2 separate regions of the Homo sapiens genome follow, and region 1 is linked to region 2. Evidence: chromatin contacts called from ENCODE Hi-C or POLR2A ChIA-PET data. All regions are on one chromosome and are shown on one strand. The core of a region is the stretch at or near the end of the contact, and the rest is flanking DNA. Distances in the headings are between cores, read along the strand shown. Region 1 has its middle 18 kb from the start of CRELD2. Region 2 holds the start of BRD1 (bromodomain containing 1).

Evidence for each region. Hi-C counts contacts between places; a loop is a spot of excess contacts on that map. ChIA-PET counts read pairs that join two places held with the same protein, here RNA polymerase II (POLR2A). Pooled maps may share reads with other maps.
Region 1: a loop to region 2 is called in a pooled map, with 3 times the contacts of the local background. The contact joins the enhancer-like site here to the promoter of BRD1 in region 2. A Hi-C loop is called at or near these places in 2 of 168 maps with a recorded cell type or tissue (B cell and CD4-positive, alpha-beta T cell), 3 of 37 single-sample maps with no recorded cell type and 8 of 50 pooled maps. POLR2A ChIA-PET finds 5 or more read pairs at or near these places in 8 of 52 experiments (GM12878, PC-9, activated B cell and 4 more).

Annotation. Positions count from the first base shown.
Region 1 is chr22:49,935,308-49,938,492 of GRCh38, forward strand. No RefSeq gene overlaps it. Among named protein-coding and RNA genes, the nearest start is that of CRELD2, 18 kb to the left of the region's middle. RefSeq lists silencers at 1-85, 574-868, 645-1,184 and an enhancer at 596-1,435. Within about 2 kb of position 1,689, at least 36 of the 41 ENCODE cell types and tissues checked have a DNase peak (open chromatin) inside an H3K27ac peak, as active enhancers do; they include B cell, CD4-positive, alpha-beta T cell and GM12878, where a contact is called at or near this core.
Region 2 is chr22:49,826,394-49,829,465 of GRCh38, forward strand. It overlaps BRD1 (bromodomain containing 1), which reads right to left and starts at 1,480. Exons shown (of 13, transcript NM_001304808.3): 1 at 1,104-1,480. RefSeq lists an enhancer at 1-144 and silencers at 645-814, 1,545-1,614.

The DNA of each region.
Region 1 (3,185 bases), core at 439-2,938, 110 kb after region 2:
GCTTGGGGGACCCGGGCGGGCGGCGGGGCGCGGGGTGGGGCGCGGGGGGCGGTGTTGCTCCCGCGGGCGGGAAGGGCGGGGAGCGGCCCTGCCGGGAAGGGGGCGGTGCCGGAAGCGTCAGCTGGGCTTTCCCCGGCGGGCGGGGGCGGGGAGCAGATGGGGGCGCTACGAGGAGGTGGGGGGAGGGGACGCAATGGAGGTGCCGGGGGTGCGCTGAAGAGCGAGACTGGGGCAGGGGGATGAGGGTCTGGGAAGGAGCAGGTGTTGGGGACGGAGGGTGGGGGCGGGGAGTGGGGGCGCGGGGAGGAGCAGGGTGGGGGCGGAGGGGAGGATGGGGGTCCGGGAGGAGCAGGGGCGGGGACGGAGGGGAGGGTGGGGGTCCGGGAGGAGCAGGAGTGGAGGCGGAGGGGAGGGTGGGGATGTGGGAGGAGCAGGGGTGGGGCAAAGGGGAGGGTGGGGGGTTCAGGATGAGCAGGGGTTGGGGCGGAGGGGAGGGTGTGGGGGGTCCAGGAGGAGCAGGGGTAGGGGCGGAGGGGAGCCTGGGGGTCTGGGAGAAGGAGGGGTGCGGGGTGTGGGGCCTGGGGTGAGCAGGGGTGGGGGCGGAGGGGAGGGTGGGGGTCCGGGAGGAGCAGGGACGGAGGGGAGGGTGGGGGTCCGGGAGGAGCAGGGACGGAGGGGAGGGTGGAGGTCCGGGAGGAGCAGGGGTGGAGGGTGTGGGGCCTGGGCTGAGCATGGGAGGGGACCTGCAGCCCGTGCCCAGCCCCATAGGGACCCGCCCGCGCTCCTCCCCCGCCGCCCCGGCCCCGCGCTCCTCGTCGCTGGGAACCCCCTGCGGGAGCAATGACGATGAGCAGGACGATGGCTGTGAGGGCCCGGCCCGAGCTCTGGGGCGTGGGCCGGAGCGCGGTTGGCCTTGACCTTCTTGGAAAGCCCTTGGCGGCAGGTGACTCCGCTTAGTCACGGCCCCGGGGGCGGGGGCTCCCCGAAGGAAAGGAGCCCCCGCGGGAGCAGGCGCAGAATGAGATGCACGAGCGCCACCGCCGCCGCCGCACACCCCCCGCCCCCCCGGGGTGGAAGCCAGAACCTGCGTCCCCAGCTCCCCCAGGCCCGCCCACAGGGCGCCTGGCTGGGCCTCCGAGCTTTCCTGTTTTCTCTGCAGCCTGGCTGGGCTTAGGGAGAGGTGGGGGGTGCGCCTCTTGATGCTGGGGACGCGTGTGGCACAGGGAGCCGGGTGCAGCCAAGGCTTGGAGGGGTGCCCCCCGCCCCACCCAGGTCACACTTCACCCTTCGTGGGGTCGGGATCTGGTCTTTTTACAAGCTAGGCGCCCTCCCCCCTTTTTTTTTTTTTTTTTTTCTCAAAAATGATCACAGGGAATGAGCCTCAGCCAGGACAGCGGGCTATGAGGCTGCCTGTTGCCCCCACCAGCCTGAATTCTGGCAGGGCCCTTCTCCTCCACCCACAGCCCTCCATCCACACCCCTCCAGTGGCTCCAAGGCCCATCTGACTTGGCCTCAGTTCACCTGTTTACTTCAGGGACACCTGGTTATACTGCCAGAGGCAGGTTGGGGGGCCTGCAGGGCCGGCCTCTCTCAAATCCACTTCTGGCTCTGCGGTCCCCACAGCACTTCCTTACCCCTTCCCCATGCTGGAATCTGAGAACCAGATATGGGGGTCCTGGTCTCAGCATCCCTTTCCATCCGGGGTGCCCTGCTGCTGCCAGCTCACGTGCCCACCATCCCATCCTCCTCAGGGTCAGTGTGGCTGCAGAACGGCCTCCGGGGAGAGCAGGGTGGGGGCTGTAGCCTGGTGCACCCCCAGCCTGCTGTCCCAGGTGAATGCAGACCCCTGGCTCAGCTGCTGACCAGATAACAGTGGCCCTTGTGCCGAAGCCTGGGTGGGGGCTGGGGTACCAGCCCCGGGTGTCTCCGGGCACAGAATGGCACCCACCCCCACCCCACCCGCAGGCAGCGGCCAGCAGGAGACATTGTCCGTCCCCCTCAACCCTGGCTATTAATAGCTCCTCTGGGCTAGGAGCGGCTATAAATAGTCCCAGCCCCTCACACAGGCCCATTCAGGCACCCGCTGCCTGGGTGTGCACAGCAGCCACACTTGCGCTCACTCAGAGCTGTGCACGCGGGAACCGTGCCACTTCTGCCCCTCCACGCCATCTGCACTGCACAGATCCAGGCTGTCCCTGCAGCCCTCACTGGGTCTCCTGTGGCAGGGGAGGGCCCTGAACCCTCTGGAGGCTTTTCCCTTGCCCCCTCCCGCCACGCCCAGGGTCCCCTTGGGGCTTCTAGCTACTCTAGGGTCTTGCTCTGGGGCTTCTGGAAGTCAGATGCATTCACCCAAAGCCAGCCTGGGGCGGGGGGAGGTCCACCTGGAGGGAGGCCCAGCCCCTGCAGAGACCTAAGCCTGGCCTCTGCCCCAAGCACTGCTGCCTCGGGCCATGAGGCTCACAGGGTCTCCTTAGCCCAAGGCTGGTCCAGCCTCCCACCTGCCCTGTGGGGCAGACGTCACTGAATTCCCACTCCTTGCCCTGGAGGCCTCATTGCCGTCAACTAGGCTATGGCCCCCACTGTGACTCCCACTCCCAGGGTGACAGAATGGGCACCTGGTCCAGGAAAGCCTGCTCTGTGGACCCCCTACCCGTCCACACTGTCCACGCCCCATGGCTAGTGGTGACAGGAGACAGGATGGGGGGCATGGGGGCTGCTGTTATTGTGTCCAGAGGAGAAAAGGAAAACAATCCTGTTTACGGAAAAGGAATGTCCGTCCACTGCCGCCAGCCAGTGGCCTTCCTGGGGGGACAGAGGCCCTTTGTTGGGAAAACAGGAAGCGAGGATTTCCAGGATCTGCCAGGCCGCCCGCCGGCCACCCGCCCCACTTCCGCCAATTCTCGGCAGCCTGCGCTGGCCACCAGCTGCCCGTCGGTCCATCCACGTTTCTGTCTATCCGTCTGACCGTGGGGCCCAGGCGTACAGCCTTAGCACATCCTGCTCTATGTGGTGCCTCAGTCACACAGGGACAAACACCCACAGGGTCCTCGCAGGGCCTGGGAGGGCTGCCTGGGAGCTGAGACCCAAGGAGTGAGGACCCGTGCCCCACATAGGGAAGGGCAGTGCCAGACATGGAGAAGGCGGATGGGGCAGGGGCCACGGGCCAGGAACCGGGGAGGCGGGAA
Region 2 (3,072 bases), core at 230-2,729:
TGCTTCACCGCTTCCCCCCTGGGCCGGTTCTGTCCCTGGCCCTTCCACTGGGACAAGCATTTCCACTGGGAGGGATCCGCGGGGGCACACACGTAGCTTCTCAAGGAATAATTCCCTTAAGTACATCGAAGAGCCCTGCGGGCCACAGGCGGGGAAGGCTGCCCACAAGACGGCCGCTTCCATCTTCCCACCGCCCGCCCAGGGAGAAGCCGGCCACGCGCCGGGCCTCTCGGTCAAGGCCACAGGGGCCGCGGCCGCTGAGCTGTGCGAAGTTGTGTGCAGCACACAGCACTCGGGACGGCGCTGGGCCGGCCAAACAAAAACATCCGCCGATTCCACTAACTACACAACCACCTGGCGACAGACCCTCAAAAACAGACACGGGCGGCCGCGCTTTCTGGGGAGACGGGGCCGCACCCCGCGGGGCAGGGGGTCCCGCTGCTACGGATTCTCAGAACTCCCGCGTCCGCTCACAAGAGCCGCGTTTCCCGTGAACTGCGCCTCAATCGTGTCACTCGTTTTAAAAGGCCCGGGGAAGCCTCGCGTTCGTCGCGAGGCGTCTCCCTGCAAACGCCCGGGGAGGCCGCGGTGCCGGTTCCCAAGCCCGGCCGCCGCAGGCCGCGCGGCTCCTGGGCGATCTCGGGGCGCGTCCCTGCTCACAGGGAGTTCCCGTCTTGGCAGAGCTCGGCGGGCCTGTCTGTTACATAAGGGGCGGCCCGGCCGGCTCGGCGGCTGCCCGAGGCCCGACCCGACTCGAGCGCGGACTCCGGGCAGGCGCCCGCGGCCCAGGCCGCCGAGACCCACAGCCCGACTCGGCCTCCCTCGACTCCCCGGCCTGACCTACCCGGTCTCCCCGCCCGGCCTCCCCGTCTTCCCGCCCGTCTCCCCGGCCGCCCGGCCCGACCTCCCCGGTCTCCCCGCCCGGCCTCCCCGGCATCCCGGGCTCCCGGCCCGCAGACAATGCGGAGCCGCCGCCGCCGCCGCCGCCGCCAAACATGGCGTCGGCACCACAACCCCGAGAGGCCGGGCCGAGGCGGCGGCGGCGGCCGGGCGGCCCGCGAGGCGGCGGGGAGGCCTCCCCGGCCAGGCCCCCGCCCACTCACCTTCGGGGCGCCGCGGCCGCGGGAGCCCGGCAAGCGGGCGGGCGCGGGGGCCGGCGCGGCCGAGGCGGTGCTAATGGCGCCCGCGGCTCCTCCGCCAACGGCCGCGCAGGCCGGGCCCCGCCGCCGCTCCTGGGCGCGGGCCCCTCTCGGCCGCGGCGGCTCCGGGCCCGGCAGCGGCGGCCGCGGACTCTCGGGCAGCGGCTCGCGCGGCGCGGGCTCGGGCTCGGGGCCCAGCTGGAGGCCCGGCTCGGGGGGCCCGGCCGGCGGGCGCGGGCGCGGGCGCGGGAGCGGGCGGCGGGCGGCGGGCGCGGGACGCGGGGCTGGCTCGGACTCCAGGGCCGGGTCGCTCGCTCGCTCCCCAGCGAAGCAAACAATGCGGCGAGCGCTCCGCCCGGCGCGCTGCGTGCGAGACGCGCCCCGCCCGCCGCCGCCATGACGCGCGGACTCCGCTGCCTCGGCCGCGCGCGGGGGAGGGGGCGCCGCGAGGAGCGGGGGCCAAAGGGGGCCCTGAGGCGGCGGGGACCGGGCTGGGAGTGGGGGGTCGGGAGGATGGAGAGTGGGGGCCCTTGAGTTAGGGAGGACCGGGCCAGAAGGTCCCTGAGGGGGTCAGGAGGATGGAGAATGAGGGGCCCTGAGGCAGGGGGACGTAGGCCTAGGAGTGGGGGGCCCCGAGGCAGGTGGGGAGCAGCCGGGAGTCGGGGGCTTTGAAGCAGGGGGGTACCGGCTGGGAGTGGGGGTCCCTGAGGCAGAAGGGCATTGGCCCAGGAGTGGGGTCGCTGAGGCAGGAGATGGCCCAGGAGTGGGCGGCTCTGAGGCAGGGGCTACCACCGGCCTGGAGTGGGGGGCCCACAGGCGGGGGGACGGGCCGGGAGTGGGGGTACCTGAGGCAGAAGGACATTGGCCCGGGAGTGGGGGGCCCCGAGGCAGGATGGGGGAGCAGCCGCCAGTCGGGGGCCCTGACGGGGGAACGGCCAGGAGTGGGGGTCCCTGAGGCGGGGGGGACCAGCTGAGAGTGGGAGTCCCTGAGGCAGAAGGCCATTGGCCCAGGAATGGGGGGCCCTGAGGCAGGGGGCGATTGGCCCACGAGTTGGTGGGGGCCTGAGGCAGGGGGCGATTGGCCCACGAGTGGGGGGAGGCCTGAGGCAGGGGGCGATTGGCCCATGAGTGGGGGGCCCTGAGGCAGGAGGCTATTGGTCCGGGAGTGGAGGTCCCTAAGAGGACAGAGGGGGCCCTGCGGGGGCACTGGGTGGGAGTGGAAAGGGCACTGGCCGGGACACGCGACTAGGTAGAGGTGGGTGGTGCAGCCGGGCTGGGGAGCCTCCCCTAGTGAGTGTCAGGCCCGGTGTGCAAGTAGTCCTGCCAGTGTGAGGGCCCTGCCGAGGCCGGCGTGAAGCAGATGCCCTTTAAGGTTGCAAGAAAAGGCCCCTGCGGGTGGGAGTTGAGAGGCCTGAGTCTCTGCCTTCACTTTGGCCTTTTGTGTAAACTCTAAAATTCAGTGGGGTCATAACAATTTTCACTCCAAGATTAAATCCCAAATGTTTTAAGGTGAGGCAGGAGCTCCTTGGTTTCCTTGAGAATTTGTGATCAGGACGATGGTGCTGTGGAATCCCTGGGTTCCAGCAGCACAGCCTGTGGCATCCAGGCAGGCCCCTCAGGAAGAGCAGCTGTCCACCCTGGGACAGACCGTCCCCACGGGGGCAGCCGAGCGGCCCCACTGCTCGGGGCACTGCACCAAACACCTTATTGGGAGTGGGGTGGCCTTGTTCGCCCAAGTGTCCCTGATAGGGGCCAGGCCCCACAGGCCTTTTCCTGGCCAGTCCTCATGCCCATGGCACCCAGTGTGTGGGTTGTGACGTGACGACTCAAGGGCAGGTAGGACCCCAGCCAAGGCCCCAGTGGTCAGTCCTGATCTAGGACTCCCTGCAGACACACCCTTGAGCTTAGGGGGTACAGGCCACTGGGGCCCTGA